2 separate regions of the Mus musculus genome follow, and region 2 is linked to region 1. The links are chromatin loops, found by intact Hi-C in ENCODE. Cell type or tissue: heart. All regions are shown on one strand. Links, peaks and the distances in the headings refer to the core of each region. The heading gives the core; the rest is flanking DNA.

What was found. Peaks named below come from ENCODE experiments on the same cell type or tissue, not always from the same donor. Only the 100,000 strongest peaks of a DNase experiment are listed, where the experiment ranks them.
Region 2: a loop joins it to region 1, with 2.4 times the contacts of the local background. A loop is called at or near these places in 3 of 42 quality-filtered maps.

What each region holds. Positions count from the first base shown.
Region 1 is chr16:16,980,141-16,985,513 of GRCm38, forward strand. Mapk1 (mitogen-activated protein kinase 1) reads left to right here and starts at 3,242. Exons shown (of 9, transcript NM_011949.3): 1 at 3,242-3,599. The coding sequence starts at 3,487. In heart, for the core only: no CTCF peak of the experiment used is centred there; DNase peaks (open chromatin) are centred at 3,211 and 3,831; H3K4me3 peaks cover 2,743 bases; H3K27ac peaks cover 1,835 bases.
Region 2 is chr16:16,909,764-16,915,136 of GRCm38, forward strand. Ppm1f (protein phosphatase 1F (PP2C domain containing)) reads left to right here. Exons shown (of 8, transcript NM_176833.4): 3 at 1,176-1,318; 4 at 4,271-4,473. Among named protein-coding and RNA genes, the nearest start is that of Ppm1f, 16 kb to the left of the region's middle. In heart, for the core only: no CTCF peak of the experiment used is centred there; a DNase peak (open chromatin) is centred at 2,378; H3K27ac peaks cover 1,282 bases.

The DNA.
Region 1 (5,373 bases), core at 290-5,289:
CGTTAAAAATGTGTCCACCCACCCAGATTCTGTCTTAAAGTTGTGTGATGGTTAATACTGTCAATCTGACAGAATCTAGAATCTCCTAGGAGACAGACTTTGGGCGTGCTGGTGAGAAATTATTCAGATTATGTTAATGGAAGTTGGAAGACTCACCTTAACTATGGAGAGCACTGATCTGGGCTGAAGTACTAGGCTATATTAAACAGGGGGTTATTAAAAGCTGAGTATTAGCATATACCACTCTCTGATTCCTGCTTATGTAAGCAGCCACCTCAAGTCCTGAGCCAGGCTTTCTAACCGGGATGGACCGTATTCTCAAACTGGGATTCAAAATAAACCCTTTCTCCTTTAAATTGCTTTTGTCAGGGCATTTAAACACTGAAACAGGATAAGTAACTAACACAAGTTGACCTCTGCTTATTAATTTTCTGGAACCCCGAGAACCCATTGAATTTTCTACTTGTATGTCTGAGGAAAGTTTTCTTCCATTTTGATTATTGTTTCTAATTGATTGCCTCAGTTTTTTTTTTTAAAGATTTATTTATTATTATATCTAAGTACACTGTAGCTGTCTTCAGATGCATCAGAAGAGGGCGTCAGATCTCATTATGGATGGTTGTGGGCCACCATGTGGTTGCTGGGACTTGAACTCAGGACCATCAGAAGAGCAGTCAGTGCTCTTAACCGCTGAGCCATCTCTCCAGCCCAATTGCCTCAGTTTTATTTTTGGATATATATAGTTTGAATTCCTACAATTATCTCAATTATTTTCTTTCTTGCTTTTAAAGACAGGTCTTAGTATGGAGCCCTGTCTGAGCAAATGCTGTGATTAAAAGCATGCAATACTATCCTAGATTGTTTTCTTTTTTAGCGGTTTTAATGATTTTGCAAACTTTCCTAATATCTACCTTTTATACTGCTGACTTGTTCTTCTGTGTCATCAGATGTTTACTGTTTCAGCTGCTAATTTTATGTTAATTCGTGGGGTTTTTATTTCATGATACTATCCATCTATCCTGGTCTTTAAAAAATACATTTTAATAGAGCCATGGTATTAGGTTTCTTCTGAAATAGATTCTGCTGAATGGACTAAAACATTTTGAAGGATTAAAGAATCAAAAACTTGCCATATGCTTAGTATGCATTCCTCCACTGAGGAACACCCCAGTTCTTCCCTTTATTATTAAAGATTTACTTTTTTATCTTTGAGATTGCCTAGTTAATCTTTATTGATGTCTAGAAGGCCAGACTTGATGTCTCTAAGTTAGATCTCCATGTTGGCCACACAGGAGTCTGCTTCCAGGGATGGCTCAGGAGACAGTGGTAGTCACTTATAATCTCATTAGCTCTGCTTTGTCTGGGCATCCACCAACTTTAAGATTCCAATTTCATCCTTCAGTTTAGTGGTGTTTGTGACTGGTTCGGACCCATGACATCAAGTTTTTTTGTTTGGTTGGTTGGTTTTTTTTTTCTAAATCTTGTTCAGATGTTTTAGCCATTCTAACTATGCTGTGTTTCAGTATACCCATCTGTGACAAAACTTTTCCTGGGGAGACACAACACAGGTTTCCTCACTACAAACAGGAGCTCACAACAGACCAAAGTGTGGATGCTGCTGAAGTTGAAGAGTGTCCTTCCGAGTGCATAAGTTTGTCTAAACCATTACCAGGCAGCAGGCAGGGTTTTGCCTCTTCCAGGTAGCTGGTCTCAAGAGTCTTTGCAGCTCACCTGAGCTCCATCTCAGAGGGACTCTCAGCTTTTATTGCTTACTCTGGTGGGAGGGGCCTAGTGAATCTGGTCAGTTTTAAGGACTTCCTGAAACTCCTTTGAGTTTTTTGATTGGTTTTGTTTTTTTGAGACAGGGTTTCTCTGCATATTCTTGGCTATCCTGGAACTCACTCTGTAGACCAGGCTGGCTTCCAATTCATAAGCGATCTGCCTGCCACTGCCTCACAAGTGGTGGGAATCAAGGTGTGAGGCACCATGCCGCCTTGCTGCTTTTAGTTTTTAGTTTACTATTTCAGAAGCTTCCCCTCAAGTTAGAATGTTTCAAGTTCATAGAATGTTTCAGTCCTTCAGGAAACTGTTGCACAACACCTGGACCCGAGTCCCCAAATTTCTATGTCTTTTTCCAGTGTCCCTACCCACAGCTCTCTATACTTTCCCTTGGCTTTTTATTTCTTCACAACACTTAAGTGCAAATATTGTATTTTGTCTGTCTTTTCACTCTGGAAGCATGGCTGGCTCCAGTGCCGTAGATATTCAGCAAATCTTCTTGAACAAACCTCTAATTAGGGGATTCAATGTCTTGTGTTTTGGTTTCTGCTTACTTATGTCTCACACTGTTAGGTGTGTGTCACGGGCAAGAAGGTAGATATATGTAGTTAGTATAACAAAAGTTATATTTTATTATGCTGAAGGTCATCATGCAAGGTTTACAGTCTAAATTTCTTACAGTCCTAAGCCTGTCTCCCCAAGGTCACCTGTGTCACCTATCTTAGCTTCAGATCAGGTTTCTGATTTGAGGATCAGGACCCTGGCGGGGGGGGGGGGGGGGGGGGGGGAGTGGATTCTCTAGCCACAGAGCAGATCAAGGTGTATCTCTCCAGATGTGTAGAGCAAATCACTGCTTTTGGTCTCTGCTTATATTCTGTCCAGTGGGCATCATGGGGTTCTAGGACTGTATCTGGTTATCTTGCGTGAGTGATGTCACTGAGCTCTGGATCAGGAGCAGCCTTGGATGCTGTGGGATTCCTGCTTAATCTAGTTTTATATGTCTAAAAGGCATTTTTTAAAATTATGCTCATTACAGGGTGAAAGTTTTTTTCTGGGTCTGGGTTATGCTTTTTGGTTTCTGTCCCACTCTGATGGTCTAAGTTCATCAGAGTGCACAATGTGGGCCACGTATTCTTAGAGGTCTGTCTCAGGGGTCCCGTGGTTGGTGTGCAGTGAGTCCTCTGGTCTCAAGCCAAGTCCCTGGTCCCGTGTGAGTTCGTTCTGGACCAGGCACAGCACCAGGACAGTGGGTGGGACTCTGTGGGGTCCTTATGCCTAAATTCCAACCTAGCTCTCTAGAGCTACCCAGCGCTTGGGTCTCCGAGCGCACATGACGTCCCTCCCCCGCAGCCGCAGTGCTCCTGCCTCACCTCGCTGCTTCCGCCGACCCGCGAGACTCCGCCCTCTCTACCAAGAGAAGCCAATCAACACGCACGCCCTTGACTCCGCCCTAGCGCCCTTCGACGCGAACCCTTCCCTCCTCCCACTCGTAGCCCGCCCGTCAGGCAGGAAGGCTGGCAGTGGTTCTACCGGCGGTTAATTCTCTCCTCTGTGTTGTCCTCCTTCCTCGTTCCCGATCGCCGGCGGGGGCGGCTACACGGGCGGCAGCGCGGTTCCTGCGGGAAGCGCAGCATAAGTCGAGCGGCAGCCGCGAAGCGTCGAACCGAACGCGGCGGCGGCGGCGGCGGCGGCGGCTGTGCAGCCAACATGGCGGCGGCGGCGGCGGCGGGCCCGGAGATGGTCCGCGGGCAGGTGTTCGACGTAGGGCCGCGCTACACCAACCTCTCGTACATCGGAGAAGGCGCCTACGGCATGGTTTGGTGAGTATCCGCGCTGGATTTCAGGCCCGGCCTCACGCGGTCACCCTGTGCCCCCTGCCTGTGGCTGATCTGGACGCACCCACGGCCCTTCCCGCGCCTTGGCCTCGCGTTCTGCGGCGCCCCGGACCCCTGGCTTCTTGGCCTTCACTCCTGGAGCCCTGGGGCGGGGTCCTGGAGCCGGTCGAGGCTTAGGTGTTGCTCCTCGTCTTCCTCTGCTGCTTCTCGTTTGCGGTTGGAGGGGCAACCCCGATTGAGGCCAGGACTCGAAGACTCCGGGGCTTGGTCTTAAAGCGCGTACTTTCGAGGCTTCTCCCTCGGGACGGGAACGGAAGTACACTGTGTCTCCTAATTTATAGCATTATAGCCACCGCCTCTTGACATTAGATTAAAGCCAGGAATTGTATTAGATGCTTGTCCGTGGTGGCGGCGGCCATGGTTTTGCAAGACGGAATAATAGGCTTGTGTGCTGAGCACCAAAATATTTTTCTTCTCTTCTGTGTACGTGAACAGCATTCACAAAATATCTTAAGTAGCGCTAATGATGCTTTCTGCCTCGGGCTTAACCGTTAATGACACAGCGTTGGTTGTGGACATATTGAAATCTTGAAGTTTCAAAATGGATTTAAATATACCGATTGTGTTTCAGAAAGGATAAGCCAGCATCACTCTAGAATTATTAAGAAGTATTTGGAGTTAGTCCTAATTTGACTTTAAATTATCCCGTCGTTACCCTCAAGAGTACTCTCTTAACAGTGTGAATGTATCCATATGTTTTAGCCCGATTACTGTGATCGTTTCCCCATAACGTTTCAGTGTTCAAGAATAGTTTTTGCACGATCACTTGCAGGATTTCCTGCATGTGGAATGTTGAAGTGTATTGTTTTAACTAAAACAAGTTCATTTATCGAAGGTCTCTGAGATAGTTTAATTTAACTTAGCTATCTTGAGGAAAGAGAAGACAGCCTTTTTCAGATAAGGTATTGAAAGGAAGTCCTTTTACAGGGCGAAGAACTAGAATCAAGCTTTGCTGTAGAAAGATCCTGTTTTAAATGCTTCAGCTCTTGAGCTATTGCACAGGCCTCTCCTTGATTTAATAATCTCAGGACTTCGGCATATTTTCCTGATGAACAAGTCTATTCAGAAATGCATTAAAATTTGAATAGTCATAATTTTAGAAATGCCAGAAAAGGTGTGTTTTCACCAAGTGTGCTAACAAGATAGAATAATTAACGTTCTTTTTTTTTTTTTTTAAAGAAAAGACTCATGAATAGTTATATTTTTATGAGCAAAATGTCTCATAGTATACAATTACGAAGATAAAAGTGAACTGGACCTGCAAGTCAAAAGAGGAATGGAGAAAAAGTACTTTCCATATCACATTTGTCTTGCATGTATTACTACCCTGTACCTGCTGGTAAATATGCCAGTAACACTTATTATTGACACTCATGATTACCCACTATAGGCTCATTTATTTAAGGGGGGATTATTTTAAGTAGGGACAAAAAAAAATTAGGATCTGTCAGTTGAACTCACACATTCCCCACCACCCTGAGAAGATGGATTATTTAGATCCTGTTGCTATTCACCTTTGAAGTTTCCACTTGCTGTGCAGAATTCTTTTTAAAATTCAAATTTTAGGGGCTGGAGAGATGAGTCGGCATTTAAGAGCACTGGCTGATCTGGGTTCAATTCCCATGGCAGTTCACAACTGTCTGTAATTACAGTTCCAGAAGATGAGATGTTCTCATAGAGATGCATTCAAGCGAAACAT
Region 2 (5,373 bases), core at 250-5,249, 70 kb before region 1:
TCTGTGGGACCTTACCTTCCTATTCCCTACTTGACCTACTCTTCTGGAGCTGGGCCTCCCAGCCTTCACTCCATCTGTGGCTCTTTCTCCTGCCTCCCATGTTCTCACAGCTCTCCAGGTCTCCAGAGCTCCGCTGAGCCTGTGGAAACAGAACCTGGCTTCCTCTTAGGCTCAGTGGTGGGGCTACCGCTCCTCCTCAATCCAACTGCTCAGATCCAGTTTGAGTCTCTGTCCTTCCCTTGCCCCACTCTCACTCTTGATCAGCTCCCAACATTGTTCTGCTCTGTCCTTTTTTAACACCAAGGTTCCCTGCCCAGCTCTTAGGCCTGGCCTGGCCTCTCTAGACCGTTGTCACCAGCATTCACAATCCAGCCTATCCTCAAAGACATCTAAGAACTCAATCTGACACTGTCACATATCTCTTCAAAAACAAACCAGAGTCCCTTCTGCCCACTGCCTGGATACCCGTAGCCCCCTTCTCCACAAACCGAGCAGCTCAGAGACTATGGGTCTTCTGTCAGAAGACGTCACTGGGATGTTCACCATCCAAGAACCATTTCCTGGGGTTGTCATCCCAAAGCACACAGAGCAGACACCTTAATGATCACCATCATTCTCTCAGGACAGATGCCAAATGGAGGTGAAAGTGCCCTCAGGCTGAGCCCCCCTGGTGCTCTTCAGATAAGCATGTGCATTCCTCAGCTTGTAGGTTCACCCCTCCGTCCCTGTCCTGCACCTACATGGCTGCCCTCATGTATCTATGTCTGTGTTTACACCTTTCACAAGCCAGTCGTACTGAAGCAGGCATCCATCCTACTCCAGCCATAATCTCATCTTTCTTAGTGCTATCCACAGTAAACCAACTTACAAGAGCTCCCATCTGAGACAGTAACCTCAGCATATAAAATGGGGGATACAGTTCAGCACTTAACATGCCCTGCTCCCAGGGGTTACCAGCTTGAGCATCAGGGATCCAAGCTTCAAGGATACCTTTCCAACACATCCCAGCAAATGCCGTGCCCCTGGTGTTGTGTAAATATCCATTCCGGGTCCCTGAAGACAGAGATCACCTGCTTGTGATGACACCAAGAGGAAGGTATGAGCCATCATCTCCATCTTCAAGGTGGAGGATGCCAGGAGCTGCTCCAGCCCCGCCTCTCACATCTTCTTCCTAGGAACGCTCCCCCATCGTTTGCTGTGGCTGTGACCCACGAGGCAATTTCCCAGCTGCTGCAGACAGACCTTTCTGAATTTAAGAGGTTGCCTGAACAAGAGGAGGAGGAGGAAGAGGAGGAAGAAGAGAAAGCCCTCGTGACCTGTAAGTTCCACTCATATGGCTCTGGGATTGTTTAACAAGTGACAAACTCAGATTGACACTAAAGGTCAGTGCCAGCGTGCCATCAGGACAGCAGTGTTGGAGTTCAGCAAGAGCACGATGTGGCATAGAAAACCTGCAATGGACTGAGCAGCACGTGGGTCAAAGGCGGCCAGTGAGACGGTGGCCCACCTTTGTGCTGTCTTGATGGTGCTTCAGAGCACATAGAAATGAGTGGTGCCTGTCCTGCCTTACACACGAGAAGTGCAAGGTGTTGGTTCACAGCCACACAGCCAACCTCACCTGTACTCACTGTCCCCCTTGGCTAACACGAGGCCCTTAGCAGAGTGGCACATCCACCTCGGGGAGGGGGCAACTGTTGTCTAGGTCCCCTGCCTTGACTTACCTTAGTTGGGATCATTAGATGTCAGTGATCCCAATCATGAGGTGACGAAGATGGACATTTCGTGTCCACTGGCTACAGCCATCAGTGAGTTGAGCCCTACAGTGGTACACCAAACCAAAGGAACCCAGGAACAGAACGGGGAGCAAACGCCAAGAGGCCCCAAGACCACTTGACAGAGCGTTTGTTTATAAAATCCAGGCTCTTTTTCTGCATGACTCTCTTTCCTCCTATTTTGCTGCAGTACCAGAAGTATTAGGAGGGAAGTGGTGGCTGCAGGTATGCACACAGGATGTGGGCCGAGTTTCCAGGCAGTAGAGGGAGCCTCTCTTTGCCCAGCTTTAGGCCATGTGTAGAAGGACAAAGAACACTGTAGGAGAAAAAAGAAACCTACTTCAGCCTTAGCACTTGCGCCTACCAGCCACTCTCCTCACCCCCCATTTCTGGCCCCTTCCGCAGCTCCCTGCCAGCCTTCAAGCCAGCATGGCCTTGCCCCCTGCCTAGGAGACAACTATCCATAAAGACAGGCGGCCATTGTTCTCTATAAAGCCAGCAGACAATCCAGTCTGGCAGCAGCTGCCGCCAAGGCCCATCCTTACCCCTCCAGCTAGGAGACAGTATCACCTGCTGGTGGGAAGGAGAATTGCAGCCGGCAAACCAGGCCTTAAACCCAGGCGTCTGGAGAAGGGATGTGCCTTCCCCGCCTTCCCTGCCTGTCCCAGAGCTGCCATGCAAGCCTAGGCTTGTAGCCTTGCGCACTGTTGCAAGTCTGTTGTTGGCACGCTGTTCTTGCCAGCTGTCTCAGCACATTCTTTGAGGCTTATTGCCCCAGGCAGAAATGTGACTAAGGCACCTCCATGCCCACCTACCAGCACTTCCCTGTGATTGTTGTGAAGATAGACCTCCCGGGCAGTTCCTAAGGCTCAAGACTATAGCCCTTGGCCAGAAAATCAGGGTAGGACTCCAAGAGCCTGAGGCTGAGCATTACCGTAGGGCTTGCCATCTTCATTTTTAATTGCCCATTCTTCCTCTTGAGCAAAATTCAAGTCTAAACCTATTGCTGGAAATAGCAGTGTAACCAAAGGCTAAAAAGAGACAGCCCAGGCCTAGAGGCCCAGCCTTGCTCAACGTTCCCTCCATACCAGCAGTCTCCAGGAGCAAGGAGACCACAACAGCTCTCCAGGTAGTCATGGAGTCTACCTGTGTACAGAGGAGGAAATGAAAGACATGAGAAGTAATGTGGTTAGGGATGGGCTTAGACACAGGAAACTTGAGTTCTTCAGGGTCCCATTTAGAGCTGTGGTCCCTAGGCTGGGCCTAACAAAGTCAGTTCTCCAGCTCCTCAGCCTCCACTCCCACAGCTGCTGCTAATAGTCCCCAGCATGATGGCTGCAGCAGACTAGATGGCCTGCCCCCAAGCAGGCTTGTTAGACTTACCCTTCTCCCTGCTCATTGCTTTCCTCCCATGCCTCCCTCCAGCCTCTTCCACTCCTCCCGTTTCTTCCATGGCCATACTTCTGACTAAGCACACTTCTCCCAGTTCTCCTTGTTCCTCTGCTGTGGCCTTTGATACTTGAACCCTCTGGTTGGGGGTTGGGAAATTGGGGTGGGACTTTTGTTATTGATGTTCTAGTTTTTTCTACCTTTTACATGTACATGTACATTATTTTGAAATAATAAGTATGCATGCAGTGAATTATGAGAAATAACAGAGATATCCCGACTATATATACACGACCCCGTTTTCCTCCTAGGAACATCATAGAAAACTATAACAGTATGTCACACACAAGATCTGAATATGGTCAGACACAAGCCAGCTTCCTTATTGCAAGGATTCTACATGTAACCTTCCACAGGCCACTAACTCTCCTTCCCTGCTGTAGCCAGTCCTTAACTCCCAACGGTGACTAGTTTTCATCATTTCAAAAAGGCCTATCACTGGAATCGCACGGCCGACAGTTGGGGTTAGTGTCTTCCACTTGGTGTGATTCTCTGAAGATGGACCTGGCCACTTCACTCAGTTCTCCTGGACCCTTACCCAAGGCTCAGCTAGCTGCTGAGCCATTTATAGATTGGAAGCTGGACAGATCACAGATTTGGGATATTACAGATGTAGCTGGTATGATTCATGCACTGTTCTTATGGGAACAGCCCTCATTCTTCTAGGATTCATGCCCAAGAGTACAGTTTTTGGCTTAGAGGATAGTTGTATGTTTAGTTGTGAAAGTTATTTCTAGGAGCAGCTTAAGTCAGAACAGGCCAGAATTCACTTACTCCCCTGCCATTGGACCTGTCATATTTCTAATTAATGGACAATTACCAGACACTTTGGTCGCTGGCAGCAGACTTTCTTGCATACTTCATAGGTCGGTGTGCCGAGCTGAGTGTGCCTGGGAAGTGAGGTGCTTGACTAGTGGGCCCCGTGTAGGCTGCTGGGAGGAACATTTAAAACCTGGGGACATGGCAGGAAAGGAGTATATAGGAAAGTAGCTAAGCCTAAACTGCGTGGCTTTACTTTTTGGTTAACAACTCTCCATCATGCCCATCAGTACTAGATGCCAAAGGCCTGGCACGGAGCTTCTTCAACTGCCTTTGGAAAGTATGTAGCCAGTGGCAGAAGCAGGTGCCGTTGACTGCCCAGGCCCCTCAGTGGCAGTGGCTGGTCTCTATCCATGCCATCCGGAACACACGACGCAAGATGGAGGACCGACACGTGTCCCTTCCTGCTTTCAACCATCTCTTCGGCTTGTCTGTGAGTGTTGCACCTGCAGAGCCCAGGACAAGTGGTGTAGGGAGCTGGGGGGAGGGGTGGAGTGTCAAAGGTGGGGAGCCATGAGTGCTTTGAGAGCTGCCCACCAAAGCTAAGCCTGGGGAAATACTGACAGGCTGCTGTCTTAGGGCTGAGTACAAGGCAGTCTTCAAAGAGTACCACCGTTGGGGAGCCTGAGAGGCTAACTCATAACACCAACACCTCTGGGCCAAGCTTCCAGGCACATTGCTTTCCACAGCCAAAAACTAAACTAAGACAACAGTTGGCCTGTTTTTATATAAAGAGACTAGATGCTAGGTTCAGACTTGAATTGCTGAGCCTCCAACAGCAGATACTTCCTGATGCATCTTACCTTAGGTTATGTCTGCAGTATCCAGGAGGAGCTGGTGGAATTGGGGCTCCAAGGGCTGTCCTTTCCCAAGTCGCCCTGTGCACTTGAGCCAGTTTGACTTGTCTGATGGTAAGGGCTGTGTCGGTCCTTCCAGACCCTACCTGCCTTGGGTCTGTTTTGTTGTTTAATAGGGTACCTGAGACTGAGTCATTTATTAAAAATGTACTTCTTAGTGCCCTGGAGACTGAGAGACCGTAGGTAAAGGGGCTGCATCTGAAGGGAGCCTTCATGCTGGTGAGGAACTCTACAGAGCACCAAAGTACTGCAGGCCATCATATAGCAAGGTAGATAAAGTTTCCCAAGGAGAACAATTATTTCTCCATTCGTCCCCAAGTGAATTGATGACAGTTACTTCCCAAAGGTTTCCCTTACATACTGTGGGGATTAGGTGTCCATTACATGAATTATGTGGACAAACTTTGCAACCATAGGGTTATCCTAGTTACTTCCCGGAGAGCATCCTCCCCAGATGAGAGCAGCTGCCTGGGGTC